2 separate regions of the Mus musculus genome follow, and region 1 is linked to region 2. Evidence: chromatin loops called from intact Hi-C (ENCODE). Cell type or tissue: heart. All regions are shown on one strand. Each heading gives the region's core, and the rest is flanking DNA. Links, peaks and the distances in the headings are about the cores only.

Evidence for each region. A loop is a pair of places that touch in the nucleus more often than their neighbours do. Peaks named below come from ENCODE experiments on the same cell type or tissue, not always from the same donor. Only the 100,000 strongest peaks of a DNase experiment are listed, where the experiment ranks them.
Region 1: it touches region 2 in a loop (13-fold over the local background); 11 of 42 quality-filtered maps call a loop at or near these places.

What each region holds. Positions count from the first base shown.
Region 1 is chr4:26,243,406-26,259,864 of GRCm38, reverse strand. No RefSeq gene overlaps it. Among named protein-coding and RNA genes, the nearest start is that of Manea, 95 kb to the left of the region's middle. In heart, for the core only: no CTCF peak of the experiment used is centred there; no DNase peak of the experiment used is centred there.
Region 2 is chr4:26,537,451-26,553,909 of GRCm38, reverse strand. No RefSeq gene overlaps it. Among named protein-coding and RNA genes, the nearest start is that of 4930548K13Rik, 160 kb to the left of the region's middle. In heart, for the core only: a CTCF peak has its summit at 9,834 (motif pointing right); no DNase peak of the experiment used is centred there.

The DNA of each region.
Region 1 (16,459 bases), core at 6,512-10,511, 290 kb after region 2:
TTCAAGCCTCTGTATAATCTAATTTTCTGCAATCCCAGACTTTGAAGGATTCAGCTTCCAGCCTTTGTCTACTAACCTAGGCCTAGAATGTTTCAGCCTCTGAGACTTACTGCTGAATAATTGCATCCTTTGTCATTCTTCCTGAAATCTGGCTGGCTGATTCAACTAAGCTGTCTGGCTGCAACTCCTCTCTAAGATGATTGATTGAAGTTGGTGTTTCTTGGCTCCTGCTTGACTTACTCTGCTTGTAAAACTGCCTCTGAACTCCATGAACAGAACTGCACAAACTCAACTGATCTCAGCTGCATTAAACTGAACTGAGTTTAACTGCACTCAACTGAACTGCACTAAACTTAACTGGCTCTCTTCTTGCACTGCTCTCAAGCAGCTTCTCTTGTCTGTTCTTGAGAGAGTTGGGCACATTCTGCCTCTGACTCATTATGTCAAATATTTCTCTGATTCATGACTTTTCCTCTCAATTAGATGTCATTGTTTGAGAGTAGAGGTGTGTATTAAATGCCTGTCTGTATTCCAGCCAGAAGAATTAAAGGACTGTACTAAGCACTTGTCAAGGTCTTTGGCTGTGATCCCTTGTCAGAGTAGCCAAACTGTTGGATTAAAATTCCTCTACAACTCAGGTCTGAACACTTCAATTTCTATATTTCTATCCTTGAATTTCATAGCATGTTTAATTTTTTTTCTTCTGATCACTTCATGATTAATTATGCTCTACTTTTAAAAAATATTTGTTTTATATTATGTATGTCCATAGGGCCAGTAGAGTTCAGAAGAGAACATCAAATATCATGGAATTGGAGTTATAGATGGTCTTCAGCCACCAAGTGGATGCTGAGTGCCAAACTCGGGTCCTCTACAGTAGCAGACAGTGCTCTTAACCTCTGAGGTATCACTCCAGTCCCTGTGCTACCTTTCTTGATATGATTTTCTTCCTTATCCCACATAAACACTGACTATATCACTTTTCTGTTACCAACCCTACAATGTTTTAAAGTTTTATCATTCATTTATTCCTCCAAATTTGTAGATTTACTTTCAAATTTTATTCTCACTTTTATTTTTTTTACTGTAAAATTCTTTAAAAATCTCATTTCAGTGTCTAGTTTCTTAATAAGTAAATGACTTTCAAAATATATGTTGATTTCTAGTCATACAACATATATTTCTTTTATTTCATTGTATTTTTTTTAAAGTTCTAAAGTTCTGGTTTAGTTAGGTTTTCTATTGCTGTACTGAAACACCATGCCAACGTGGTGAGGAAATGTTGAATTTCATTTACAGCTCATAATTCATCATTCATGGGGAGTCAGAGTAGGGACCTGGATGCAGCAACTGATTCAAGGGTCATAGAGGAGTGCTATTTACTAGCTTTGTCCTCATAGCTTGCTCTACCTGCATTGTTTGTTTGTTTGTTTGTTTTTTGTTTTTCGAGACAGGGTTTCTCTGTATAGTCCTGGCTGTCCTGGAACTCACTTTGTAGACCAAGCTGGCCTCAAACTCAGAAATCCACCTGCCTCAGCATCCTGAGAGCTGGGATTAAATGTGTGCACCACCACACCCGGCCTCTACCTGCATTCTTATAACACCCAGGGCTACCAGGCCATATGTGGCCCCAGAGGCTTTCCCATAACTCAGTCTTATGGAGGAATGTTAATGATGGCTGTGATATTTAGTTTTTATTACTAACTTGACACAATGTAGAATCGCCTGGGTAGAGAGTCTCAATGAGGGTTAGGCTTCTGGTTAAATGAGGGGTTGTCTACATTAGGTTAGCCTGTGGTTATGTATGAAGAGGTTTGTGTTAATTATAAGGTAAATAATGTGTGAACACTCAGGCCATTGTCGATGGCACCACTCCCTATTCAGTGCATCATGAACTGTATAAGAGTAGAATAGAGAAGAGTATAAGTGAGCAAGCGAGAAAATATTCATCCATTTCCCTATGCTTTTGACTGTGGATGTGATGCCTCGCCATTTGAAGTTTCTGCCTTGAGTGTTTGTAACCTATGTCTTAGTTAGGGATTTGCTGCTGTGAACAGACACCAGGACCAAGGCAACTCTCATGAGGACAACATTTAATTGGGACAGGCTTACAGGTTCAGAGGTTAAGTCCATTATCATCAAGCGGGGAGCATAACAGCATCCAGAAAGGCCTGGAGGAGAAGAGTGTCGCCCGCATGGTTAGGAAGAGGGTCTCATTGCCCACCGCCACAGTGATACACTTCTTTCAACAAGGCCACTCCTACTCCAATAAGGCCACACCTCCTAATAAAGCCATTTCCCTGGACCAAACATATTCAAACCACCACAACCTGGGATTGTAATATGAAGTAAAATTTCTTTTCTAAGTTTCTTTTTTGTCAGGCTATTTTTATCAAAGCCACAGAGATGGGACTGCAACAGTGGCAAAGCTCTTAATGAATACCAAACTCTACTGTTTTCCATCTGTACCTCCAAAGCACATCTCAGCTCCTGCCCTTGTTTTCTGTGCTACCATTGCTGGTGTTTTTAAATTTTTTCTGTGTGTGTATTGTTTTTTTTTTAATATTTTATTTATTTACATTTCAAATGTCAGCCCCTTTCCTAGTTTCCCCTCTAAAAATCCCCTATTCCCCCACCCCCTATTCCCCAACCCACCCACCCACTCCAATTCCTGGTCCTGGCATTCCCCTTTTCTGGGGCATAGAGCTTTCACAGGACCAAGGGCCTCTTCTCCCATTGATGACAGACTAGGTCATCCTCTGCTACATATATAGCTAGAGCCACAAGTTCCACTATGTGTTTTCTTTGATTGGTGATATAGTTCAAAGGAGCTCTGGGGTACTGGTTAGTTAATATTGATGTTCCTTCTATGGGGCCCTGAGTCCCGTTCAGCTCCCTGAGTATTTCTCTGGCTCCTTCAGTGGGGACCTTGTGCTCCATCCAATGGATGACTGTGAGCATCCACTTCTATATTTGCCAGGCACTGGCAGAGCCTCTCAGGAGACAGCTATATCAGGCTCCTGTCAGCAGGCTCTTGTTGGCATATGCAATATGTCTGGGTTTGGTGGTTGTTTATGGGGTTGATCCCCAAGTGGGGCAGTCTCTGGATGGTCCTTCCTTCAGGGTCTGCTCTGAACTTTGTCTCTGTATCTCCTCCCATAGGTATTTTGTTCCTTATTCTAAGAAGGAACAAAGTATCCACACTTTGGTCTTCCTTCTTGAGTTTCATGTGATTTGCAAATTGTATCTTGGTTATTCTAAGTTTCTGGGCTAATATCCTCATATCAGTGAGTGCATATCATTATTGTTCTTTTGTGATTGGGTTACCTCACGCAGGATGATATCCTCCATATATATCCATTTGCCTAAGAATTTCATAAATTCATTGTTTTTAATAGCTGAGTAGTACTTTGTTGTGTAAATGTACCACATTTTCTGTATCCATTCTTCTGTTGAGGAACATCTGGATTTTTTTCCAGCTTCTGGCTATTATAAATAAGGCTGCTATGAACATAGTGGAGCATGTGTCCTTATTACAAGTTGGAATATCAAGTCCTGTTTTCCACTGGAAACCACTCTCTAATCAAATGCAATGCTGATGTATTTGTTTCCAGATAATTCAGGGGTTAAAGCTAGGAGCATCTTGTGTGGCTGTGCTATTCATAGTATTTGTAGGTTCCAATGACTGTCCTTGGCCCCCATGTAGTGAGTACACTGGGGCAGGCAGACTTTGCAGGTCATTGTTTAGATCCGCTAACCATGGTGGATCCAGATACTTATAGGGCCTGCTGCCAAAGGCAGCCAGTGATTCGAGAAGTTACTCAGCAGAATTATTTTCTGAGGGAACAAAGCTTAATTTACTGAGGCTGGCACTCTCTGTGGCTAGTGGAAAAACGATGAACTCTTTCAATTCCTTGAGCCTGGTGAGAAAGAGAAGAGAGAAAATTTACACATGACCCCCCACACACACCCACACACACACAACACAGGCACACACAGTTGATGAATGGGAGAAACAATGTTCCAGTCACAGCATATTTTATTCTTTCTTCCATACCTTATATATCCCAGCAAAAGCTTTCAAGCAGTTTACAATTGCAATGTGATTAAGTTTCAGTTTTCTTCTAGTGAGTGATTGTGAAAAAACAGTGTGTTTTCCAACAGCTTCATAAGAAATAGCATTACATATTTCAGGTAAAGAAAACAAGTTATTCTTTAAAAACCCATATACATTCATAATCAAGCAACTTGCTATAGATTAACCAAGTATAAACAAAGGAGGTAGTTGTTTTTTCAACCAGTTTCTCTTATTGGCAGGCAGCAAAAAAAAAAAATATTTCATTATTTATCTTTAAAAGGAATTTTGTATGAATCTTAAAAGAATCACAAATCTAAACATTTATGTGAAAATCAGTCCTATCTACCTAAAATCCTCAAAAATGCATATCTACTCATAAGCAATTCTTATTAAATCATATCAGGAAACTGAGGGCAAAAATGGGTATAATAAATCAATTATCATCAGTTCAGGTTCACTGAGAGTCACATCAACCAGTGCTGCCATTGGTCTTGTTCCCTGACTTTAAAGGTTCCCTAGCTTAACTAATAAGAGTGTGCCTTTTTGAACTTCATATGGTTCTCTACTTTTTTTTGTTTGTTTGTTTTTTTGTTTTTGTTTTTTGTTTTTGTTTTTGTTTTTTAACATCAGAGCCAGTGGTAAAAACATCTCAACCTAGCTTCACTAACAACTTTATTTTTCCAAATGTCTTCTAAAGGTGAGAGTTACTGTCGACAATCTACATCTCTACGTTCTTATCTAGGATGTTGATAGATCATTAATCTGCTCCAGCAGCAATGCCTGACAGAGGTCTACCATTAATACTGTGAATGCCAGAGATACTGCCCAGTGAGGGACTTGAAGCCTCCTTAAAGTTTTTATATGATACTTAGGTTAAGAAGGGTGTGAGGGCAGCAAGCTGAGCAAAACTCCATAACAGCAAAAAGTCCGCAGAACACAAAGTCCTCAGGGCCATGCCACACCTGGGCCTACCTATGTGGCTGTGGTAACCAGTGGGCTACATTCCATGAATTCTAAAGGCATTTGTTATTCCTCCTGCATGGCCCTCAGCCTGTAGTGAGCACCAGCGTTATTTAGAGGTCCTGTTCAGAGAGTAATTTTCTCATGAATCTGTGAATGTATAATTGTGTGTTCTGTTTTATTCTCCTTGTCTCTATTTCTTTTTCTTTCTTTCCTTTCCTTTTGTAAGATGCTGCGCTATGGTGTAAGGTGGCTGAGAAATTACTATGAAGCCCAAGCTAATCTTGAGCTGCCCGTATCAGCATAAAGACTTATTTTCAGAGAATTTTACTCAGATGACGCTGAGATTCTTGGCTTTACAACATGAAAGGATTTCTGGACTGATATGAGGAGGAAATGGAGCTTACTTAGAAATTATTTAATGACTATTTAAGCACAAATAATAAGAAGAGAAAAGAATTTAGGAAAAGAATAGTATATGCCTTATTGTGTAATTGTGCATATTTGTCTTAAGCAGGAGCCATAATTAAAAAAAAAATTGTGGTTTCTGAAATTGAGTAACATTCAGGCTGAGAACTTAAAACCATGCATCCCAGGAGTTGCACAACTGAGTTCAGAAATGGTTTTATTATAAGAAAAGTTAATGTTTTCATTATGTTGGTCCAACAGCTCATGCTATTTCAGTTTTAGTTTTAATCTAATTTTTCATTTTATTTTTCTCACGAAATTCTGCATATTTTGTAAGGTTTTCTATGCCTTTGAAATCTTACAAGATCCTGGTCTGTAAATAAATATCTAGCAAGGAAATTCATATACAATATATATTCAGAAGATGTGCTCATGAGTTCCCTGAAGTCTATAGACGTTTTGATGTATTTTGTTTGTTTGTTTGTCTGTTTGTTTGTTTTTCTTTATATCTGCTATGAATTACTTTGGATATTGGAAGCAGTAAAATATGCAGTGAGCAAGCTAATGCATAACTTTAGAAAACTTTGGATTATTATTAATGATTAGTAGAAAAGAAACCACCAAAGTCTCTTTCTTTTAGGCCCTGCTTAGTCAAAGGAAATGATTTAAATTGCTACATTTCAATGTATGAAATCTACTGTTTTGTTCTAAGGATACCAAAACTGATTTAATGTTAGAGCATACTGACTTTGAAAATTGAACATTTTAATTAATATCTGATAGAGTAGATTATGGGCATTAATTGTTTTATTATTTTTTATTTAATTCACAGGAAAGCCATTTTTGATCATGTGTGTCCATAGGTATGTACACATGTGTGTATGCATGCTCATATATGTGTTAGTGCACATATGTGTTCAAGTGCTTCCCTTATAGTCACTGTCTAAGTTCTCTGCAAGTAAAAAAAAATCATCTTTATGCAAGTCTTTTCTCCTTGTTTAGTAACCTAGGCTATAGATCCAGGCAGGGAGCTAAAAAAAAAAAATGATACTCCTCAGTTTATTTCCTACCTCAAATGGGAAAACATGGCACATGGAAGCCAGAGGACATCCTCAGGCATTGTTTCTCAGCTACTGACCATCTTGTATTTTTTTTAGATGGGATCTCTCATTTGTTCCTGCATCTCAGTGATTAGTCTATTATAGCTTGCTAGTGACAAACAGGGTAATAAGATAATCTACCTGTCTTTCATTCTATCAAAGGATTTAAAGGCGTCACAACTGGGATACAGCTGACACCTAGGTTTTTGTAAAAAACAGTTTTCTATCTTCCATTGTGTTGGTCATTTTTAGGTATTATTCCAAATTGGCAAAGGCAAGATTTAAATAGTTCTCACTTTTGGGCTAACTTTTCTATACTGTTATGGGATATCTTTTCTTGAGTCTCTACTAAATGTTTCAATGTCTAATTAGAAACTTCTTCTTTTTTTTTTCCAGGCATCTGAAATTCAGATGATTTTTATTCCCTGTGTAAGCCATGGGAATAGTGTGACAAGTACTTGAGGAATATAGCTGTCTTAGTTGTTCTCCCTCAACTGATTAAGACAGTCCCATCTTTTCTAACAGCTCTGTAGCCAGAGGACTTCTACCTCTTGTGCTTATAATCATTACTCTAAATTATTCCCTAGTTATGTCCAGATATCTTAGCTACCTTTGCTTCCCTTATAGTCACTGTCTAAGTTCTCTGCAAGTAAAAAAAAAAAAATCATCTTTATGTAAGTCTTTTCTCCTTGTTTACTAACCTAGGCTATAGATCCAGGCAGGGAGCTAGAAGAAAAATGATACTTCTCATTTTATTTCTCTACCTCAAATGGGAAAACATTTCTGCTATCATATTACCAAATATCTTACTGCAATAGATTTATGTGTTTTGCCCATATTTCAATATAATTATATAGAAAAAGAAATCTGGTATTAATTTCATTGTGACCAGAAATGATAAAACTTATTTATCCTTGACCCCTAAAAACAACTAATACAAACAACTAATCCCAAATTACAAAGTAATGAAGGCAGTGCCAAAACTCAAAATCAACCACTATCACACAAAGCCATTTAATAATCCATGGTAATCGCATCTTCTCATAAACAGAGACTTGCCTATTTTCACTAGCAAATAAATGCTTTCACATTTCCTTGAATTTTGTTAAAACTTCAGTGTTAGCTATCATTCCCGTAGTAGTAGAGTTCTTTTAGAATAATGTGAAAAGCATTAGTTAGCATTAGCACTAGTATTGAAAGAATACCTAACAATTTACAAACTCATTTTATACATTCATCATCATTTCCTTTGGAGATTTTCACTTTCCATCTATTCTCACTATTACAACTATATTGGATAAAAACAAATATTCAAAAATAAATCAAAGAAGTCCTAATACAAAATTTAATCAAAAATAAATAATAAAAATAGTTGTTAGAAATTGGTCTAGGAGCTCTTGGAGATATAGACTTCTTTTGTAAAGATTTTGACTTATGTTATGAAGGATCCAAAGAAATCATAGGATTTACAAGAAGAAAACTCCAAATATATAGAGGGTCTAATGAAAATGGCCTTGAGAAGAATAGAGTTTGCATATAGGTCATGTTAAATTGTTGTATGATGAAACTTACGTTGTATTCTAAAAGAAAAAAAAGCATTTTTAGTAAAATTGTTTAAAACATCTCTATAACTTTTTTGCATATCTTAGGGTGGTATTTTTAAGAAAAAAATTTCAGCTATTCATCTTTCATGATGACACTCCACAGTTCCATGGTACTGTCATCATGAGAGATGATAAGCTAAGAATGTTTAGAGTATTAGAAAGGATGAGGTTCTGTGAACTCTATGGGTCTTCATTAGGTTTGCATTATTCAGGAAATTCAAACAGGACAAAGAGAAGTCTGGATTGTCTTCACATATTGCTTCCAGCAAGAATCAGAGGAGTGCCTCAGATACCACAGACAAAAGCACCTGTCAAATCTGCTGGACTTTCTAATCTTTGCAGGATGTGCCACTCAAAGTTGGGTTTCTTTAAGAGTACCTCACTGTATTTGCATAAAAACAAATAACCTTTTTTTTTTCTGGTCTAGTCAACTAAACTGGATACAAACTTATACATGTTATATAAACTTCACTGTGTCTTGGAACAAAATATCATTGGCTCAATTAAGGTAGTAGATTATACATTTTAAGTAAAATTATATGAATTTATCAATAAAAAGTTAGAAATAGGAATCAGAGAAAGAACACATTAGTGAGTGCATGGAAAGTTTATTTTTTTTGTTTCTCTTTTTTGTTATTGTTTTTGTATTAAGGATTCAACATAGAGACTCATAGATATAGGCAAATAGTCCAGCATTAAATCATAACCCTAACTCTCTTTAGTTTTCAATTTTGAGGTACAGCCTTGCTAATTCGCCTAGGCTAGCTTTAAGTTCACTGTACAGTTCAGGGAGCTTATCAATTTGGAATCCTAAACTCCTTGATTGTAAGCATCAGATCACCAGGGATTACAACACTTACCACTATCTCCTGATTTTATTCAAAAGAAATGATGCATACAAATTATGCACAAATAAAATCCTTTTTCTGAAATGGTAGGATATGTACACATATGGTAGCGATAATAACACATTTCAGATATTATTGAGTCTTGGCTAAGTTCTGGATACTGTTCTGAGATGTTTATAAATATTATTTAATTTAATTTGAACATTAATACAATAGTAGCTATTGGTGTTGATATTTTCATAAAACAAGAAATGAATTCTAGGCCCAGAAATGTTATGGGGCTTTTTTCTTTTGATACTTTTTTTTTCTCTTTAGATTTTCCAGACATGGTTTGTCTGTGTAGCCCTGGCTGTCCTGGAACTCACTCTGTAGAACAGGCTGGCCTTGACCTCAGAAATCTGCCTTCCTCTGCCTCCCTAGTGCTGGGATTAAAGGCGAGCACCACCACTGCCCAACTTTTTTGATAACTTTTTAGTTATTAAGTGGAGATTTGAAACAACAGGGTATTCTTGCTTTACAAGACAAAATGACCTGAAAAGTCCCTTGTGGATCTCTATTAAAGGAAGAGTTTTTGTAAGCCAGGCTTATTATTATGCTTATAATTGCAACATTTAGAATTTTGAAGGAGGACGTTTTAGGTTCTAGGACATCAAGGACTACACAGTGCATTTCAGACAGCAGGGACTATATACTTTCACAAGCAGGAAAACAAAGCTATCTACTTGGTTTCATAAAGGCACATGGCTGTCAGTGTCAAACTATGATGTCAGAACATTAAACTTAGTCTGTAGTCTTGGATTCCCTCCAGACAAAATGGCAAACTCACTCTTCCTCTCTCTTATTGTTACTGTATATAACCTTTACGGTAATTTGGCTGTCTAGCCCCTTCACCCACTTGAGACTTGTCAGTTCTCATATAGTCTGAGATTAACACTGTTCTTTCATATTTTGGATTTATGGCTGAAATATTTTCTTCTACCTGCATATAAAACATTTCCTCTCTTAATTACAGCTCAGTGTCTGCTTTCCAGAGACAGAATTACACTCATTTTATACATAATGTTATCTGACTGTAAGCATGGTATAAACTCAATTTGCAACTTGGTATGTGTGAATTGTTTTATATACATGTCACCAAGCACAGTGCGGAGAGCAGGGCATCCAGTTTCAGCCCTATTCGAGAAACTGTGTTGTATGTTATTGTTCAACAATAATAAGTGAAGGAAAAGACTTTCTATAATTTGAGAAACACATTAAAAGTAGGGAATGAGACAAAACTCGACCTCAGATTCATGTTCTTACCATTTTAAAAGATTGATTTATGTATTTGTGCATGCATTTACTTCTTAATTTTTTTGCTTCTTAACTGCTTTATTATTTGTTTTATAGAGTGATTTATACAAGTTCCATGAATACCATGCTTCTGTAATGAAATGGCTACTTTTTAATTTTATTTAATTTTGTTTTATTTTATTTATTTATTTATTTATTTATTTTTAATTAATTACTTTATTTATTTATTTATTTATTTAATATAGGGTTTCTCTGTGTAGCCCTGGCTGTCCTGGAGCTAACTCTGTAGACCAGGCTGGCCTCAAACTCAGAAATCCACCTGCCTCTGCCTCCCAAGTGCTGGGATTAAAGGCATGTGCCACCACTGTCTGGTGAAATGGTTACTTTTTAACAAGTAATTTATGACGTGAATAGTGCTTTCTTAACAAGTTGTTCCTTGATTCAGACTTCCAATCTTATTTTACTTTTCAAATATATTTTTACTTTTTATTTATTTTCTCTCATACATTACATCCTGACCACAGTTTCCATTTCTCCATCCCCTCCTAGTTTCTCCAACCACACCACCCTTATCCACTCTTTGTCTGTCTCCCCTCAGAGTAGGGGAGGCCTCCCAAGGAAATCAACCAAACACCACATATCAAGGTTCAATAAGTCTAAGCACCTCTACTCCTATTAAGGCTGGATGAGTCAACCCAGTGGGGGGAAAAAAAGGTTCCAAAAGGAGGCAAAAGGGTCAGAGACAGCCTTTCATTCCCACTGTTAGGAATTTCACAAGAAGACCAAGCTACACAGCTATAACATATATGTAGAGGCCCTAACTCAGTCCTATACAGGCTCCCTGGTTGTTTACAGTCTTTGTAAGCCCGAGGTTCATTGATGCTGTGGGTTTTCCTTTTGCTTTCCTTGATTCCTCTGGCTACTACAATCCTTTGTCCCCCTCTTCTCCAGAATTCCTCCAGCTCTGCTTAATGTTTGGCTGTGCGTCTCTGCATCTGTTTCCATTTATTTATTTATTTATTTGTTTGTTTGTTTGTTTGTTTGTTTGTTTGTTTGTTTGTTTCTTATTTTGCTTTATTTTGCCAATTGCGTTTGGTTATTTTTCTAGGTCTCAGGCCTATCCAGCCTCAGATTCCTGGTCTTCCAGGCAGTGTCGGGATTTGGCTCCCTCTAGTGGCATGGGTCTCAAGCTAGACCAGTCATTGGTTGGCTACTTCCACAATTTCAGCTTGAGATTTAGGCCAGCACATATTGCAAGTAGGATAAATTATAGATCGACAGGTTTTTGTTTTGTTTTGTTGTTTGTTTGCATGTTTGTTTGTTTGTTTTTCTTTTTTGCTGATTTGGCGTCCCAATCCCTCCACTGGAAATCTTTCCTTGGGGATGACATATTCAGGCTCCTTATCCCTCCTTGCTAGGAGTCTTAGGGTTACCCTCACAGATTACTAGGCATTTCCGTTGTATTGGGTTACTAGCTCACCCCTGAGATTCTCACCAATTCCAGGAGTTTCTCCAAGTACTGTCTTCCTGCACGCACGTGCGCGCGCACACACACACACACACACACACACACACACACCTGATCCCAACTTTGCCATTCACAAAATCGATTCTATTTCCCTTCAGGGAGATTGATACTTTCTCCCACCAGCCTTCTTTATTAGTTAGCCTCTTTAGGTCTGTGGATCACAGCATAATTATACTTGTCTGAAAATATCTACATATAAGTGATTGCATACCATTTTGGCTCTTGGGAAATGGTTACCTGAGTCAGGATAATTTTTTCACTTCCATTCAATATCATTTTCATGCTATTATTTTTTTTAACAGTTGAGGAATACTCTATTGTATAAACATAGCAAATTATCTTTATCCATTCTTCAGCTGGGAGACATCTAGGTTGTCTGTAGTTTCTGTATATGGTGAATAAAGGTGCTATAAAAATAGTTGAACAGCAGTCCTTGTGGTAGAATGGAATTGCAAAGCTTTTGTAAGGCAAAACACACTGTCAACCAGATTCTCCCAAGCTCCCAAGAGCTAAACCACCAACCAAAGAGTACACATGGAGGGACCCATGGTTCCAGCCTCATGTGTAGCAGAGGATGGACTTGTTGGGCATCAATGGGAGAAGAGACCCTTGGTCCTGTGAAGGCTTGATGCCCCAGTGTAGGGGCATACCAGGGCAGGGAGGCAGCAGTGGGTGGGTGGGTGGGGGAGCACCCTGATAGAAGCAGGGGGAGGGAGGAGAGGATAGGGGGTTCCGGAGTGGAAACAGGCAAAGGGTGTAACATTTGAAATGTAAATTAAAATATAAAAAAAAAAAAGAATGGCACACCTGGGTCTTGAGGTAGATCATTTCTACATTTTCTGAGGAATCATCATCTTAATTCGTGCAGTGGGGCTACAAGCTTGCACTCGGATCAGCAATAAAAGAGCAATAAAATTCTCCTTGTTTCACATCCTTGCCAGCATGTACCCTCACTTGTGTTTCTTATCTTAGACATTCCGACAAGTATAAGATGGAATCTCAGAGTAATTTTAATTTGAATTTTTCTGATAAATAAGACTGTTGACATTTCTTTAAGTGCTTCTTGTTCCTTTGAGATTTCGCTGTTGAGAATATCTGTTTAGACCTATATACATTTTTTAATTGAATTATTTGCTTTGTTGATAGCTAGTTGATTTTTGTTTGTTTGTTTTTTAGTCTCATATATTTTGGAAATTAGTCCTCTTTCAAATGTGAAGTTGGTAAAAAAAAAAAAAAACCTTTTACCATTCTGTCCACTGCCCTATTGTTCTATTGATGGTGTCCTTTGTTTTCAGTTTTTTGAGGTACCATTTTTTAATTGCTGATCTTAGTTCCTGTGCTATTGGTTTTCTGTTCATGATGTTGTGTCCTGTGCTAATGTGTTCAAGGATATCTCTCACTTTCTATTCTTTTAGTTTTAGCATATATAGTTTTATGTTGATATCTACTTGCTCTTGAGTTTTGTGAAGATAGTTGTTATGGATCTGTTTGCATTCTTCTCCATGCAGACATCTAGTTAGATCAGTATCTTTTATTGAGGATGCTTTTTTATCTCCATGTAGTATTGGCTTCTTTGTCAAAAATCAAGTGTTCATACATGTGTGGGTTATTTCTGGGGTTTCAATTGATAAACCTGTCAGGTTTTATAGCAACACCATACCACATGTTCTTTTTTGAAAATTATTATTACTATCTCTATGAAGTAGAACTTGAAATCAGAGGAGGGACCACCAAAAGGTGTTTTGGGTTTTTGTTGGGGGGGGGGGTTGGTTTTTTTTTTTTTTTTGGTTTTTTTCAAGGCAGGGTTTCTCTGTGTAGCCCTGGCTGTCTTACAAATGCTGGGATTGGGGACTAATATCCAATACATATAAAGAACTCAAGAAGGTGGACTTCAGAAAATCAAATAACCCCATTAAAAATGGGGCTCAGAGCTGAACAAAGAATTCTCACCTGAGGAATACCGAATGGCAGAGAAACACCTGAAAAAATGTTCAACATCCTTAATCATCAGGGAAATGCAAATCAAAACAACCCTGAGATTCCACTTCACTCCAGTCAGAAGGGCTAAGATCAAAAACTCAGGTGACAACTGATGCTGGCGAGGATGTGGAGAAAGGGGAACACTCCTCCATTGTTGGTGGGATTGCAAGCTTGTACAACCACTCTGGAAATCAGTCTGGCAGTTCCTCAGAAAATTGGACATAGTACTACCGGAGGATCCCGCAATACCTCTCCTGGGCATATATCCAGAAGATGTCCCAACCGGTAAGAAGGACACATGCTCCACTATGTTCATAGCAGCTTTGTTTATAATAGTCAGAAGCTGGAAAGAACCCAGATGCCCCTCAACAGAGGAATGGATACAGAAAATGTGGTACATTTACACAATGGAATATTACTCAGCTATTAAAAAAATGAATTTATGAAATTCCTAGGCAAATGGATGGACCTGGAGGGTATCATCCTGAGTGAGGTAACCCAATCACAAAGGAACTCGCACACTATGTACTCACTGATAAGTGGATATTAGCCCAGAAACTTAGGATACCCAAGATATAAGATACAACTTGCCAAACGCATGAAATTCAAGAAGAACGAAGACCAAAATGTGGACACTTTACCCTTTCTTAGAAATGGGAACAAAACACCCATGGAAGGAGTTACAGAGACAAAATTTGGAGCTATGACGAAAGGATGGACCATCTAGTGATTGCCATATGCAGGGATCCATCCCGTAATCAGCTTCCAAATGCTGACACCATTGCATACACTAGCAAGATTTTGCTGAAAGGACCCAGATATAGCTCTCTCTTGTGAGACTATGCCGGGGCCTAGCAAACACAGAAGTGGATTATCACAGTCAGCTATTGGATGGGTCACATGGCCCCCAATGGAGGAGCTAGAGAAATTACCCAAGGAGCTAAAGGGAACTGCAACCCTATAGGTGGAACAACAATATGAACTAACCAGTACCCCGGAGCTCTTATCTCTAGCTGCATATGTATCAAAAGATGGCCTAGTCGGCCATCACTGCAAAGAGAGGCCCATTGGACTTGCAAACTTTATATGCCCTAGTACAGGGGAACGCCAGGGCCAAAAAGGGGGAGTGGGTGGGTAGGGGATTGGGGGGATGGGTATGGGAGACCTTTGGGATAGCATTGAAAATGTAAACAAGGAAAATACCTAATTAAAAAAGAAAAAAAAAAAGGAATTCCACTGTAAAAAAAAAAAAGGTGTGTGCCACCCCAGCCGGGTCAAAGTTCTTTTACTATAGAGGATTGTTTGGGTTATTGTGGATTTTAGTTAGTTTGTTTGTTTTCCATATTAAATTGAGGTTTGTTCTCCCTCCACCTCCTGAATGCTGAGAATAAAGGTGTGTGCCACCACGCCCGGCTGTGTACCCCATTTTTAATAGGGTTATTTGATATTCTACAGTCCAACTTCTTGAGTTAGTTCTTCATACATATTGGATATTAGTCCCCTATTTGATTTAGGATAGGTAAAGATTTTTTCCCAAATTGTTGGTGGCCTTTTTGTCTTATTGATAGTGTCTTTTGCCTTACAAGAAGCTTTGCCATTTTATGAGGTCCCATTGGTTGATTCTCGATCTTACAGCACAAGCCATTGCTGTCCTGTTCAGGAATTTTCTCCCTGATCCCATATCTTTGAGGCTTTTCCCCACTTTCACCTCTATAAGTTTCATATCTCTGGTTTTATGTGGAGTTCCTTGATCCATGTAGCTTTGACCTTAGTGCAAGGAGATAAGACTGGATCAATTTGCATTCTTCAACATGATAACTACCAGTTGTGCCAGCATTATTTGTTGAAAATGCTGTCTTTTATACTGGATGATTTTAGGTCACTTGTCAAAGATCAAGTGACCATAGGTGTGTGGGTTCATTTCTGGGTCTTCAATTCTATTCCATTGGTCTACTTGTCTGTCTCTATACCAGTACCATGCAGTTTTTATCACAATTGCTCTGTAGTAAAGCTTTAGGTCAGGCATGGTGATTCAACCAGAGGTTCTTTTATCCTTGAGAAGAGTTTTTGCTATCCTAGGTTTTTTGTTATTCCAGATGAATTTGCATATTGCCCTTTCTAATTCGTTGAAGAATTGAGTTGGAATTTTGATGGGAATTGCATTGAATTTGTAGATTGCTTTCCACAAGATAGCCATTTTTACTATATTGAACCTGCCAATCCATGAGCATGGGAGATCTTTCCATCTACTGAGGTCTTTTTGATTTCTTTCTTTAGAGACTTGAAGTACTTGTCATACAGATCTTTCACTTCCTTAGTTAGAGTCACACTCAGGCATTTTATATTATTTGTGATTACTGTGAAGGGTGTTCTTTACCTAATTTCTTTCTCAGCCTGTTATCCTTTGTGTACAGAAAGGCCATTGATTTGATTGAGTTAATTTTATATCCAGCTACTTCACTGAAGCTGTTTATCAGGTTTAGGAGTTCTCTGGTGGAATTTTTAGGATCACTTATATATACTACCATATCATCTGCAAATAGTGATATTTTGAATTCTTCCTTTCCAATGTGTATCCCCATGACCTCTTTTTGTTGTCTAATTTCTCTGGCTAGGACTTCAAGTTCTATATTGAATTGGTAGGGAGAAAATGGGCAGCC
Region 2 (16,459 bases), core at 7,426-11,425:
TCGATTTCCAACCCAGACTTATCAAAATAGACAAGGAGGGACACTTCATACTCATCAAAGGTAAAATCTGCCAAAATGAACTCTCAATTCTGAATATCTATGCTCCAAATGCAAGGGTATCCACATTCATTAAAGAAACTTTAGTAAAGCTCAAAGCACATATTACAAATCGTGCAATAATAGTGGGAGACTTCAACACCCTACTCTCATAATTGGACAGATACTAGAAACAGAAACTAAACAAAGACACATTGAAACTAACAGAAGTTATGAAACAAATGGATTTAACATATATCTACAAGATATTTTATCCTAAAACAAAAGGATGTCCCTTCTTCTCAGCACCTCCTGGTACCATCTGCAAAATTGACCATATAATTGGTCACAAAACAGGGCACAAGAGATAAAAAATATTGAAATTATCCCATGCATCCTATCAGATCCCCATGGACTAAGGCTGATTTTCAATAATAAAAAGCAACATTTACATGAAAGCTGAACAACACTTTACTCAAGGATAAATTGGTCATGGAAGATATACAGAAAGAAATTGAAGACTTTTAGAGTTTAATGAAAATGAAGCCACAACATACCCAAAATTAGGTGACAAAATGAAAGCAGTCCTAAGAGGAAGACTCATTGCTCTGCATGCCTCCAAAAAGAAACTAGAGAGAGTACACAGTAGGAGCTTGACAGCAAACCTAAAATCTCTAGAACAAAAGGAAGAAAATTTACCCAAGAGGAGTATACAACAGAAATTAATCAAACTCAGACTTGAAATCAACCAAATAAAAAGAAAAAGAACTATACAAAAAAGTCAACCAAACCAGGAGCTGGGTTTTGTTTGTTTGTTTGTTTGGTTTTTTGTTTGTTTTTTTTTTTGAGATAATCAACAAGATAGATAAACCCTTAACCAGACTAACCAGAGGGCACAGGGACAGTGTCCTAGTTAACAAAAGTAGAAATAAAAAGGGAGACATAACAACAGAACTTGAAGAAATCCAAAACATCATCAGATGCTACTACAAAAGTTATACTTAACAAAACTGGAAATCCTCGATGAAATGGATAATTTTCTAGACAGATACCAGGTACCAAAGTTAAATCGGGATCAGATTTATGGTCTAAACAGGCCCATATTCCCTAGAGAAATAGAAGCAGTCATTTATAGTCCCAGAAACAAAAAAAAAAGCCCAGGACCAGATGGGTTTAGTGCAGAGTTCTATCAGACCTTCAAAGAAGGCCTAATTCAAGTTCTCCTCAAACTACTTCACAAAATATAAACAGAAGGTATTCTACCCAATTCATTCAATGAAGCCACAATTAGTCTGATACCTAAACCACATAAAAACCCAACAAAGATAGAGAACTTCATACCAATTTCCCTTATGAATATCGATGCAAAAATCCTCAATAAACTTCTGGCAAACTGAATCCAAGTACACATCAAAATGATCATCCATCATGATCACATATTCTTCATCCCAGGGATGCAGGGATAATTTAATATATGAAACCCATCAACTTAATCCACTATATAAACAAACTCAAAGACAAAAACCACATGATCATCACATTAGAAGCTGAGAGAGCATTTGACAAAATCCAATACCCATTCATGATAACAGTTTTGGAAAGATCAGAAATTTAATGCCCTTACCTAAACATAATAAAAGCAATATACAGCAGGCCAGTAGTCATCATCAAACTAAATGGAGAGAAACTTGAAGTAAACCCACTAAAATCAAGGACTAGTCAAGGTTGCTCATATTCTCCCTTCCTATTCAAAATAGTACTTAAAATCCTAGCCAAAGCAATTAGACTACAAAAGAAGATCAAGGGGATACAAATTGGAAAGGAAGAAGTCAAAATATCACTATTTACAGATGACATGAGAGTATATATAAGTGACCCTAAAAATTCCACCAGAGAACTCCTAAACCTGATAAACAGCTCAGCGCAGTAGCTGGATATAAAATTAACTACTTGGATGCTACCATGTTCCCTCCTTGATGATAATGGACAGAAACTCTGAACCTGCATGCCAGTCCAATTAAATGCTGTCCTTAAAAGGGTTCCTTTGGTCATGGAGTCTGTTCAAAGCAGTAAAATTCTAACTAAGACTGAAATTGGTACTGGAAGTTGTGTATTGCTGTGATAGGCCTGACCATTTTTTTGTTTGGAAGAATGTGGAGTCTGGTACTTTGTGGATTGGGAAAGCAGTAGACTACTTTAAGTGAGACATAGTGGGACATTCTAGTAGGACTATGGAAGACTTTGTTGCTGAGGGTAAGTTGAATTGTAGAAGCCTGGCTCTAGAGATTTCAGAGAAGACTTTTAGTATGTGGCCAAGAGACTGTTTTGTGACATTTTGGTGAAGAATGTGGTTGTATTTTGCCATTGTCTGAAGAGTCTAACTTAGGCTAATGTAAAGATATTTATATTAATTACATTGACAAAGAAGTATCAGAAAAAGTCAGCATAGATGGTTCTCTGGTTAAGTCTCATGGAAAGAATTTTGAAGAAGAGTAGCAAGCTTAGGAAGGAAAAATATAAAGGGACACCAGGATGTGACAAGGAATTAAATCCTATGTTCAAGGATGTTGAATTGAATTAGATGAGTAGGATCCCACCTACTTAAATTTAGGTCTAGGCATGGTGGTACACACCTTTAATACCAGGAGACAGCCGTTCATATCTCTGAGTTCAAGGTCAAACTACAGAGTAAGTGCCAGGACAGTCAAGTTTAGGAAATGATAGGATAAGAAAACAGAAAGTTGACAATAGAATTGTGGGAGGGCATGTTCAAGGCCCTGTGGCAAGCAGCAGACCTTGGCAACTTGTATGTGGCTCCAGCTTTAGAGTCCAGAATAGAAGGGGCTACTGGGACAATTGATGACAGTTATCTGGAACTAAGAAATTAGTGGTGATTAAGAACAGACCAGCATCACTGAGGTGAAATCTTCTGGGAAGTGATTTCTGGGAGCACAAAGAAGCTGTGTTCCAGAGATAGCCAAGATTGTACATCAGACTTGGCATTGTGAAAGAGCCTATGAGAAGCTATTGGTGAAGCCTAGTTGCATCAAAAGACCCCAGTATATTGGAGATGCCAGTACAGTAGGATGATCATCAAGAATAGCAGCAGAAGTGGAATGAATCAACCTAAGCTTAGAGTGCTAGAGAGGGCAGAGCTGGAGAAGTGATGCCAGTTCTATAGAGGAGAGCACAGAAGATCATATGTGGATCCCAGACACTAAAACAAGAAGCTGCAACGCTGGGCTGAAGAGATGGCTCAGCCATTAAAGGTTAGACTCACGACCAAAAGTATAAGAAGCTACAACATTAAAGGTGCTTTGGAGACCCCAAGATTTTTGAGGTATCAGAAAAATAAGATATTTCCTAAGAAATGCTGCTAACAGCAAGTGGAACAAGCCCAGGAAATGAAGTTTGTTGTAATCAACAAAGATGAAAAAGGAGTTGGAGATCTAAAAGATGCTTTGACATCAGATATAGAGATGCAGAGTTTGGAGTTTGCCCACCCACTTAGTTTCCTGTCTCGATTCAGGGATTACAGTTAAGTGGTTGGATGTATTTCAGAAGAGACTTTGAACTTTGGACCTTTAACATTGTTGATACTGCTATAGACTACGTGGACATTGAAAGTTGGACTAAATGTACATTTTTATGATGCTATGTTTAGATATGGCTCCCATAGACTCATGTGTTTGAACAAGCCAATGGGAGCCAGAAATTGGAAAGTTATGGTTTGAATATACTTAGTACAGGGAGTGGCACTATTTCAAGGTGTGAACTTGTTGGGGTAGGTGTGTCACTGTGAGCATCGACTTTCAGACTCATCCTAACTGCCTGGAAGTCAGTCTTCCACTAGCAGTCTTCAGATGAAGATGTAGAACTCTCAGCTCTGCCTGTACCACACCTGCTTGGATGCTGCAATGTTCCCCCTTTGATGATAATGGACTGAACCTTGGTCATCGTGTCTGTTCACAGCAGTAAACTTTAACTAAAACATCTTTCTGAGACCTCTTCTGGTTCCCAATATTGTTGTAGATGAAGAAAAAGACCTGACTTCCCTACTCCTGAGAAATCCTTTCAAATACTTAACTGCCTCTCTTGTTCAAATACAGCTCTGCTGTCACATGTTAGTCCATTAAAAACATAGTCCCTTATGTTCTAGATAATTTCACCTGTCATCTAGCTAATGGGCCATCCAGTTCATCATTTTTCTTGTCATGATGTGAGTTCTTTCATGACTAAAAATAGCAGAACAGGTGGTTTCTTTGCATCAATTAACTTCTCTGTCTCACCACTTCTCAGAAAGCTTTCAAGTTATTTAAGATCAGTTTGATACCTGCAGTGATCAACAAAATTATTTGGCATACATATTCCTCCAAAATTTCATAAAACTAGTCCTCATCACCATGTCAATGGAGGGATCTGTGCCCACTTCCAGGAACAGTGTTGCTTCTACACCAACAGATCAAAACAGGTTTTAGATGGGATCAAAAAGGCTTAGAGACCAGGCACAGAAATTTCACTAAAAATCCTTTACTGTCCATGAGCAATTGTAGCTCTCCAATCCTCCTCCTCCCCCTATCTACTCATTTCTTCCTCATTATCATTTTGCTCATATCTTTATCTTGTCCTTAAAACTTTTTACAGAAATCCTTTCTGGATTGAATCACTGCAATCACTTTGTCCACATAATAAACACTAAAAATAATGATTTTTCTTAAACTCACTCCTAGGCTCAAGAACTTCATAATGATCCCCCCTTCTCCAGCAGTAAGTTTCCAGAAAAGATGATGGGACAAAACTCTCCTTTGACTATGAAGGATCTGAAATAAAAAGATGTTCCCTCAAAAGTTCTAAGTCCAGATAATAGAACCAAGAATACAAGAAATCTGTCCCCCATCAAGTTCTGGAAAAGACTCTAATGCTCACCACATGCTCTGAAATATGAAGTCTGTAAAATGGGTAAACTGTCTTATCTCTTTCCCTGGAGTTTTAAAAAGCTGTCTGTCCAGGAAAGCATTTTTCTACATCTCTGAAGCCATGCCCTTCCCACTCCCTATTCTCAACTACAAAACTGCTCAGAGACTTGTGGAGTGCCACCACTCCACCCAATAAAGCCTGCTGTCACCCTTGAGATCAACTGAATCTCATTCTATTATTGCCTGCTACCTTTTAAACTTTCCTATATTTACTTACTTCATATAACAATAACTTCAATAAATAAATAATAAATAAAGTGCATTACCTAGGAAGAAACTTAGTCAAAGTATGAATGAAAGACTACACCACTGACTTTACTGAGGCACCAAGGAAAGAAATTAAGGAAGACTCTAGAAGATAGAATGTTTCTCAGGCTTGTGGATAAGAAAAACAAATATTGTAAAAACAGCAATTTCACTGAAATCAGTCTACAAAGTTACAAGTATAATCACATCCAAATCAAAAATGCATTCTTCACATAATCATACTTACAAATCCTAAAAATATAACAAAAAAAAACACAAGACTTTGTAAAGCTAAAGCAATCAGCAGACAGCATCATTGGCAGTATGTCCAATTATATTACAATGGCATATTAAGAACATAGTGTGGATCCGTACAAGACAGATCTGTAAACAAAAACAAAAAGTAGAAGTAAGAGCCTAAATTAATCCTTGACAGTGATAATCACTTAATTTTTGAGAATGAGTTAAAGGAACTTTGGAGAAAATGCATGCCAGGAAAGGAATGAAAACCAGGCTTGAGAAGTGTAGGACAGAGAAACAGCCAACACATAAAAGCACCCCCACTGCCACTGCATCTAGCATGACAAAAGTGGAATATGAATATAGAGTTTAGTAACTCAGAAATATTGGAGGGGAGTGTGTTATCCGCATGGAGGTTTGGGAGTGCCCCAACCATTGAGCTGTTTAAGGCATATTAAAATAAATGGCTCTGTGTGTGTGTGTGTGTGTGTGTGTGTGTGTGTCTTTCATTCAGGAAGCAAGAACACTGGGGCATGTAGCAAAGAACATGCGATGTGCACAGCAGCAGCCACCAGTCACTGCTGCCTCCAGGACAATTTGAGTGTGCAGTTGGGAACTGCTATATTCTGGTACCATGCAAACTACCTCTCAATCCTACCGACTAGCATTCAGGGTTTTCATTTGTCTTTTCAAAAGGACTTTTGTGTTCTTTTCTCTTTCACATATATCCTCCTTTATCCTGCCCTTTAATCATACTCCCAAATTAATCGTTCAAGTCTACTTTCCTCTTCAATAGTATTATAACACCATATTTAATTTCCTCTACCTTTGAAAATAGTCCATGTCCTGGTCCCTTACCAGCTACCCAACCTCTGCGGTTATTTTAATTGAAACACATATATGAAATATAAAACTGTTTTTCCAAATTCTGTAAGAAGTGTGTTAGAATTATGGTGAGGATTGCAAAGAATCCATAAATTGTTTTGGGTAGAATGACCATTTTGCAATATTTATCCTGTTTTTCCGTAATCATGGGTGATCTTTTCACCTTCTGATGTCTTCTTTAAGTTTTCACCTTAAAGTCTTAGAGTTTTACAGTTATCACAAGGTATATTTTAGACTCTTGTAAAAGGTAATATCTTCCTGATTTTTTTTCAGTATATTTGTCCCTTGTATATAGGGAAGATGTTGAATTCTGTGGGTGTTTTTTTTGTATCCTGCTATTTGATGATGGTATTTATAAGCTGGAGAAGCTTTCTGATGTAGTGTTTAATGTATAAAATCATATCATCTACAAATAATAAACTTTTATCTTCCACTATATATAAAAACTCAGTTCAGAATAGATCAAAGATTTTTTTAATTGATTATTTTACTTATTTACCTTCTAGACATTGCACCTGTCCCAGTCCTCCCTGGCAGTTTCTCACCCCAATCCCCCCTCCCCTTTTCCTTTGAGAGGGTGCTCGCCCATGCCCCAGGTGCCCTTCCCTGGTGCCTCAAATCTCTACATTAGAAACATCCTCTCCAACTGAGGCCAGGCAAGGCAGTCCTCTTCTACATATGTACAAGAGCATCACACCAACCTGTATATGCTCTTTGTTTGGTGGTTCAGCCTCTGGGAGCTCCTAGGGGTCCGGATTAGTTCACACTATTGGTCTTCCTTTGGGGTTGCATCCTCTTCAGCTACTTCAATCCTTCCCTTTACTCTTCCATAGAGGTCTCCACTCCAATGGTTGGCTGTAAGTATCTGATTATTTCTCAGAGAGCAGCTGGTAGGGCCTCTCAGAATAGCCATGCTAGGCTCCTGTTTATAATCACAACATGACATCAGTAATAGTGTCAAGGTTTGGTGACCACACATGGGATGGATTTCAAGTAGGGCTGGTCACTGAACAACTTTTCCTCCAGTCTCTGCTCCATTTTTTGTCTCTGCATTCCTTTTTGATAAGAAAAATTTTGAGTCAGAAATTTTGCTGGTGGATTGGTAACCTCATCACTCAAATTGGGACCCTGTCTCTCTACTGGAGGTGGTCTAGTCAGGTTCTCTTTCTTCACCATTGGGCATTTATGATAAGGTCATCCCCATGGAATACTGGGAGTCTCTAAGTGGAAATCAATCTGGCAATTCCTCAGAAAATTGGAAATAGTTCTATCTGAAGACCCAGCTATACCACTCCTGGGCATATACCCAAAAGAAGCTCCATACCGAAAGCATACCACCAGGACACCAGCTCCACTATGTTCATAATAGCTGTATTCACAATCGCCAGAAGCTGGAAACAACCCAAATGTCTCTCAACTGAAAGAATGGATACAGAAAGTGTGGTTCATTTACACAATGAAATACTCTTCAGCTATTAAAAATGAAAGCATTATAAATTTTGCAAGCAAATGGATAGAACTAGAAAATATCATCCTGAGGAGGTAACCCAGATACAAAAGGACATGCATGCTAATTACTCACTGATAAGTGGATATTAACCAAAAAGTAGAGACTACCTAGGATACAACCCACACACCATTAAGATTAATTAGAAGGAAGACCCAAGTGAGAATCCCACTTAGGAGGGGGAACAAAATAATCATGTGAGGCAGAAGCAGGGACAAACTTGTGGAAGAGGAGAGCAGGAGGGGAAAATTGGGGCGGGATTGTGTATGGGGTGGGAAACAGGAGAGAAGTCCAGAGAGCTAAGAGAATGAATGGAAATATTCAGTTTCTGGGGGTGAGGCACGGGGGGCGGGGGGCTTTGGATCAAAGATTTTTAAACAAAAGACATGAAAATTTTAGAACTTAACATACTTCAAATTATAGGTGTAGGCATGCTTTATTTGCTTTGCTTTGTTTTGTTTTTGTTTTGATTTGTTTTCAAAACCAGAAATAATTCCAATGACTCATGAATGGGATTGCATGAAATTTAGAAACTTCTGCACAGCAAAGGAGGAAAGACTCAGCAGATGAAGACAACCTATTGCTGTATGATCGGCTTTTCTGAATTGCAACATTTTCTGCAAGAAGAATAGAGCATCTGTTCATAAGAAGAAACCCAGATTCTTGAGTGTCCCTACCAACAGAATCAAAAGCAGTAAATAGTAGCTTGTAGTGGATGGAGACTCTGAGCAGTTGAATTACAGAAATCTTTTCTGACTGGGGTGCAGTCTGCAAGCAGAGTAGAAAATTCCAAGGTTACAATGTTTAGAGGTTCTCATCCTTGTTAAAAAGGTAAATATTGGGTAAATATTTAATAACAGACATAATTATTGTAAGATTACTATTCCTTTCAATATATTTTGTGTATATGATTAAGAAAAATACTTAAAAGTTTGTAAAAATCCCATTCATATAGTTTTTTCAAATATACTGAGCCCATACAGTGTAAGACAATAAAAATATCATAAATTCTCACAATTTCATCTTACTTTTTAAACATCATTGGATGAGATGGTTTTTTCAAACACTTTTGAAATTACCTTATGAATTAAAATTTAAATTTAAGTTCAAATTCACCTCCTCTTCATAGAAAATAACACTGTTAATATAAGTTGAACAAAATAAACTAAAATCAAAATTATTGTATTCATTTATTTTAAAATGTGTATTATTTTATTTGTTACAGCACAGTTGACTTTAAACTTGCAATTATTCTGTTGGTAGGATAGGAGCAAGCCACCACACTCAGGCTAAAGTGACACTTTCTAATTATTTATGTCCACTCATAAAATTATCTCCATGTTATATTTCATCATTTTGGAAGCAATTTAAAATATCAAACCTGCTGGTTTATGAAAAAATAAAACATAAAATAGACTTAATCAAGTTAACATGTTTGGGTTTTTTTGTTTGTTTGTTTTGTTTTTTGTTTTTTTTTTTTCGAGACAGAGTTTCTCTGTATAGCCCTGGCTGTCCTGGAACTCACTTTGTAGACCAGGCTGTCCTCGAACTCAGAAATCCGCCTGCCTCTGCCTCCCAAGTGCTGGGATTAAAGGCGTGAGCCACCACACCCGGCTAAGTTAACATGTTTGAAATGAATTTGACCTAACTTAGGCCAGAGTAGATAATCACCTTTCAATAATCAATCTCTATATTAGTAGAGTGTACTAACAAATGATACAAGAAGTGAAACCTAGCATTTTCAGTTTGAGGATTAATAAATATTCCAGGTTTACTAATAAAAAAGTTAATGTTATTTATAGTGGAGATATTTTTGGATATATTTCAGAGTAGTATGTGTGCTTTATTCTAATATTTAGAATAATTAGAAATTTTTCTCTTTAATTTACAATTTTTGAGTAAATTGAAAATAACATTGCGTTCCTTGTATTTACCAAAATCTAGAAACCACTAGAGGGCAGTCATTCCCTTGTAATGAAAGAAGAGTCACTTCCAAGTTCATTGTAATAGCACAGGCTCAAAATACTTACAGTGAATAGTTTCAAATGCTTGATGGTACACATCTAGCCCCAGCATAACTTACACTTTTTTTTTTTTAAAGAGAAATAAGAAATAAGATAGACTCAAGTATAAAATTAGTTAACCTATAAAAACATGTACACAAATGGCATGATACATATAAAATATATTACTTAATTTCCTCTAGTTGAAGAACTTGCCAAATTAGAATTATTTTCAGACATAAATTATGTACGATCAAACATTCTCATAAAATTATGTTTGGTACAGTTTGGTTGTGGCTATTTAAATGTAAATTAATCACTAATTTAATTTGTTTCTTATTAAGTGTGATTGCAAGGTAAAACATAGACATATTCCAGAACTCTGAAACATTCGGAGCATGGGCAGTGTCACTCTCTATAGTACAAAAATTAAAAAAAGAAATCTATGAACAGAAGAGACTTGGGAAACAGAAAATGATGCTCCACTCTTGGCTTTCTGAATGAAGAGGAAGTAGCAGAACCCCACCAAACACTGAAACATATTCCTAAAGATTCTAGAGGGAAACACTCCACTGGCATTTCCTTTGCTGCCTCCTAAGAGCTACTGTGGACTCCTAATCTTCAAATCTAACTTTCAATTATATCCAGCCCCTAGAAATAGAGGTAATTTGTTGCAGTAGGAGTCAGCAAGGAGTACACAATGCTAAACCAGATGCACAGGAACTTGTGTACTTATTCTAATTCTACTGAGAGTTTTTGGCATTCTAATGACTCTCCACAAACCCTATAGGTTTTGAAGAAGTAAGTTTTGTTTTCTGTGGTTTAAAATGTTGTATATAATAAGATGTGTGGAATACATGCAAATCAACACACTACCCATTTATAGAAAAGTATATGAGGAAGAAAAGGAGGGAAGAGCAGCAAACAGAACAATTAGCATTTTAAGCAGGCAGCACAAACTTTTGCAAAATGCTTTTTAAGAATATCTTCCTACATATATATATTTTTTTTTCAAAAAATTACGATGTCATGATGTATGTTTAAAAATAATCTGAAAAACATGAGTATGCGAATCCAACAATTGTGAAAGTTATAACTTTAAAAATCCTACAACCGAGGATAGAACCAAACATGACTAGGAAAAAATCAAACAAACAAACAAACAAACAAACAAACAAAACCCAAGAACAAGCTAAGTCAATGAAATGACTCCCAATGAGATTCTACTACACCCATAGATCACTCATATAATAGTTATCAGAGAGACTTTGTCCAGCAACTAACTGGAGCAGATACAGAAACCAACAGCTAATCATTGGCAGAATTCCAGGAACCCACCCCATGGAACGTGAGGAGGAAGCATTGTAGGTGCCAGAAGGGTCAAAGGTACCAGAAGAACACAACCCACAGAATCAACTAAGATGGGCTCACAGGGGCTGATAAAGACTAAAGCCTACATTGGACTGTGTTTTGTCCTCTGCATATATATTTTGGTTGTGTAGCTTGGTCTTCTTAAGGGACTCCTACCAGTGGTAATGTTTCTGACTCTTTTGCCTGTTCTTGCAAACTTTTCCTCCTACTGGATTGCCTCATGCAGACTTGATTTCAGGGTTTGTGCATAGTCTTACTGTAACTTGCTATGCCATGTTCTGTTGAAACCCTGGGAGGCCTTCTCCTTCCTGAAAAGAAACAGAAGAGTAGATCTGGGGAAAGGGGAGGGGAGGCAATGGGAAGTTAAAGGAAGCAAAATTGCTGTCAGGATGTAATGCATTAGAGAAAAATCAGTACATGTTCAAAAACACTAATAATAAAAATGAATTTAAGAATATGACATTATACAATAAAGCTAAAGCCTTTCATAGAGAGTCACAATATTTGATCAAATTTATGAGTAGGAAACTTACGTGAAGTCCTGTGTTTAACGAGAATGTGGTTGCTGAGGATGCCTTACTTCCATCAAAAAGAATGTAGGTGCAATGCAGTAACAGGAACAGAATATGTTATCCACCATGCCTTGAATTGCTATGTAAATAATAATCAGAGTACTTGAAAAATTATAATTAAATCTTATTTTAATAACCTTACTATGTATGTTAAAAATAACAGTGTATCCAGCTTATTTTTTATTTTATTTTTCAGAAATGTTGTATTCTTAAATGTGTAAGCCATAATATGATAAAACTTACACACCAACTCTGAATTTTAGAGATAACAGAAATACAGTCTTTCAATAGTCTCATTTGTTTATGGAATCAGTTCAGTTCCATATGATCTCTGAGGAGATAATGTGTAAAAATTAGATAATTAATCACGCTATCATGATTCCGAAATAAAGAGAAATGTTGAACTTTGCAGTTTGTATGTACAGGAATTTTAATCTAGCAACATTGCTGTTCTGGCAGCAGCTGACATTCAAAGACCTTCTACATCTATGTAGTCCTGCTGAAATGTAGACACACCCTGGATTACAGTATGATCTGTCTGGAATATTGACATGCCCTGAGTACATGCTTTTAATTACAAACTATTTAGGTTTTACTAAAAGGAGGCAGTCGTTTTTGAAAGGAATGTATTGTTAGAGGCCCCTTCAGACTGAAGTTCACATGAGGTTAGTCAGTGCAGTGGAGTTTTCTTCATTCATGAGTTTGTGTAGTTAAATGCAGGGCTGCAAAGACAGAATGAGCCAGACAATGAGAATGAGCCAGAAGATTATAGCCAATTGCCAGAATTAATTTGAGACTGAGATGATCAATTAAGTGAGAAGTTGGTAGAAGCCAGAATAAATCAGTCATCTTGGAGAGTAGTGTTTGAGCTAGGCTGAGTTGAACCAGGCAGCCAGAGATCAGAAGGAACTAAAAGGGCTGAGTTTATTCATTAGTAAGCCTGAGATGACAATTTAGTCAGGTGAATAAAAGATACTTTTAAATTTGTCAGAACATCAATCCTAAGTATGAGGGAAGAAACTTAAGTATCTTTGTTATTCATTGAAATCATGTGGACCTTCAAGTGGAGTGAGTACATATCATAGATGCATATTGCATAGAAGTATAATGCACTTTGTAGAATATAAGCAATGTGAATACATTGGCTTTCAGGAGGTGAGTGAGAACTCTAATGCGCATTATGAACTTTTGGAAGGATGTGAATTAAATCAATGTGAGGCTAGGGTGAGCGCCTAGTATTCTTAAGCTGGCATATCTATTTTCCTCTGTCATGCAAATATCTGAGCAGGTTCTTGGTCCTGTGTGCTGCCAAATTTTTAAGTATTCAATTTAAAGGAGATATGTTATTGGACTTTCCAGACTTTATAACAAAAACACTCAAGTTCTATAATAAATCATATATATAATTTATATCTATACACATGCATAATATATACATACACAACACACATCATATTGGTCTCTTTTTAAAAATAACACTAACTAATATATCATTACTCTAAGAGATACATAATTAAAATGTTTCAGTGGGATCTAAAAATAATAACGTTTTAAAAATTCTATGAGGTCAACATTCTCTGGTACTAAAATCAGAGAACAGAGCAACAAAAATAATTGGTTAATAATTTTGACAATGTACATATAAAAATATTCAACAAAATTGTAAAGTGAATCCAATGGACTATTATAAATATTGTTCAATATCAAGTGGTATTTATCTCAAGTTGCAAAGGTGGCCTGACATGGAAATCATTAAACATAATAGAACCTATCAACCAAATAAGTGATTAAAACCACAGAATAGAAACTTTTTAAATAGGCTTTAAGCTAATGTTTCACTCGACAGGGAAAAGTTAAATATCTTATTTCTCTAGCATTCTGTATGTAAGACTGCATTGATGTTACTTTCATCTAATAAAATGAACTACTAGAAGTCATTGAGAAAGCAGTCAGGAAATGAAAAAGAAGTAAACATCTGCCATCAAAGCTCTTTAATAGTTAATGAAGATATTATAAAGAACATCTATAAAATCGAAAAATCTTCAACTCATAGATTAAAATAAATATCCATCCCACTGAAAATTATGCATAGAATAAACACAGTCCCTATCAAATTGTAATCCTATTATTTAAATAAAAAACATATAAGTAGCTGGGCAGTGGTGTCGCATGCCTTTAATCCCAGAACTTAGGAGGCAGAGGCAGGAGGACTTCTGAGTTTGACGCCAGCCTGGTCTATAGAGTGAGTTCCAGGACAACCAGGAAACAAACAAACAATAAAACAAACAAAAAGAAGTATATAAGCATATATTTTATGTAAAAACACAAACTTTATAACTGTTCAAACTCATCTTGAGTAAGAACAACACAGCAGGACTCATATTTCCTGACTCAAAAGTATAGTTAAAAACTATAGTAACTAAAACACACTAGTGACATCAATGAAGATATATAGACCAATATACCATGATACACAATCAAGAGACTGAAAATAAACTCTTAATTAAGGTCAAATTGTTTTTGACAAAGGTACTTTTAATATTAATAAGGGAAAACCAATCTTTTTTGGTAAAGGATGTTGGCAAATCAAACAAAAGCAAAAGGAAGAAACTAGTTCTTTGGCCTCAATCAGTTACTCAAAAAGTCAACTAATAATACATGACATTTGTAAATAGATCTGAAGATGTAAAACTAAAATTTTGATGATAAACAGCTCAAAATCAGGATTTCATTGTTATAGATCAATTTTCTATAAATGTTCCAAAACCAGAAATGATCTTTCTTACTATGAATATGTCTCTTGAAATGTTACAATTATACTTAGAATTCCATAATAAAATGTTACAAGTTTGATGACATAAATCCCAAAAGTTATTTTCTTTGATTCCAGGATGCCAATTTGTGTAAGGTAAAGTGCTTGGAGGCCTCCAGTTAGGCTACTGCCAGCACCTTGTGGACTTTGATGTCCTTGGTAGATTTTCACTTTGCCAATTCATTTTGTGAAGAGAAAGGAAGGCTTATATTACCTTTTACTCCATTTATAATGTTGCTATTTTAATAGAGCTTCATGCTTACTCTCTTAATTACCTCATTAAATCACTATATCCATAGGCAATAGCATTGCAAATTTGGAGTACAGTAACTAAATTTGAAAGGTGTACAATTCAAGTCCACAATAGTGTCATTGGTTTAACAATGCTGCTTGTTTTTGTACAAGAGCTACCAGGTTAAAAAAAGGGGGGGAGGGGAGAAAAAGAAGAAGAAGGAAAAACCCCACAGTCTTCTAGAGCTCTGATCTATTTTCAGTGGCTTAAACATACATAGCTTGGAAAGGAAATGAAACTACTTTATAGAGAGAATACATTCTAGAATGTAGAATTTTAACATGAAATTATTTACACTTTTGGTTTTGAAGGAGAGATTTAGGATTTCATTAATTCTTGACAAAGTACTATTGTGGTAATAATAGAGGATTGCATTTTGAGCAAATCTCTATATGATGCAGAGTTGATACCTAGAGAAATATATCAAACTAACTCATCGTGGAGCATGCATGAAAATTTTTTGTTTAATCTTTCTATTCTAACCTTTCACTGCTTACACAGAGTTTATTGTATCATAACTGTTCACTTTTTGTTATCTATGTTTTGTTTTAATCTCTAAACTCATCTTGCATCCTTACCGGCCATCATACTCTCAGACTATTACATCATATTTTGCCCTCCTACTGGTGTCACAAAAGTAAGCTATAAATTTCCCATTTATTTTTTTATTACGTATTTTCCTCAATTACATTTCCAATGCTATCCCAAAAGTCCCCCCACACCTCCCCACCCCACTCCCCTACCCACCCATTCCCATTTTTTGGCCCTGGCGTTCCCCTGTACTGGGGCATATAAAGTTTGCCTGTCCAATGGCATCTTCCATCTTGAGTATAGATGCAATGTGATAAGCTGTCTCAAACTCCTCCTGCCGGGACTTCCCTGCAACAATGAACTGTATCCTGGAAATGTGAGCCATAATAAATCCTTTCTCCATTAAAATTGAAGCACCTAAGAAAAAAAAATGTAACATAGGAGTTGTAGATCTCTGCATTGAACACTCTCTTACATTTTATCAATCATGTTATTGTTTTCTGGAAATGAAGATCATTCCAAAAATCAAAACTGTTCAAAATATAGACAACCAGCTATAGGATGCTCAGAATCAACTGATACCGCTATAACATTACTCTTACAGCTAAAGCTAAGGGAATATCAAAGAAGATGGAGAAGAAAGAGCATAAGGACCAGAAGATACAGATGTCTGTTGTGATATAGTAGCTTGCATTTTTTATTAGATATTTTCGTTATTTACATTTAAATTTATATTTTAAATTTTATCCCCATTCCTGATCTCCTCTCTGAAAACCCCTCTCCCCTCTACCATCACCCTGCTTACCAACCCGCCCACTCCCACTTCTTGTCCCTGGCATTGCCCTATACTGGGGCAGAGAACCTTCACAGGACCAAGGTCCACTCCTATCATTGATGACTGACTAGGCCATCCTCTGCTACATATGCAGCTAGAGCCATGAGTCCCACCATGTGTTTTCTTTGATTTGTGGTTTAGACCCAGGGAGCT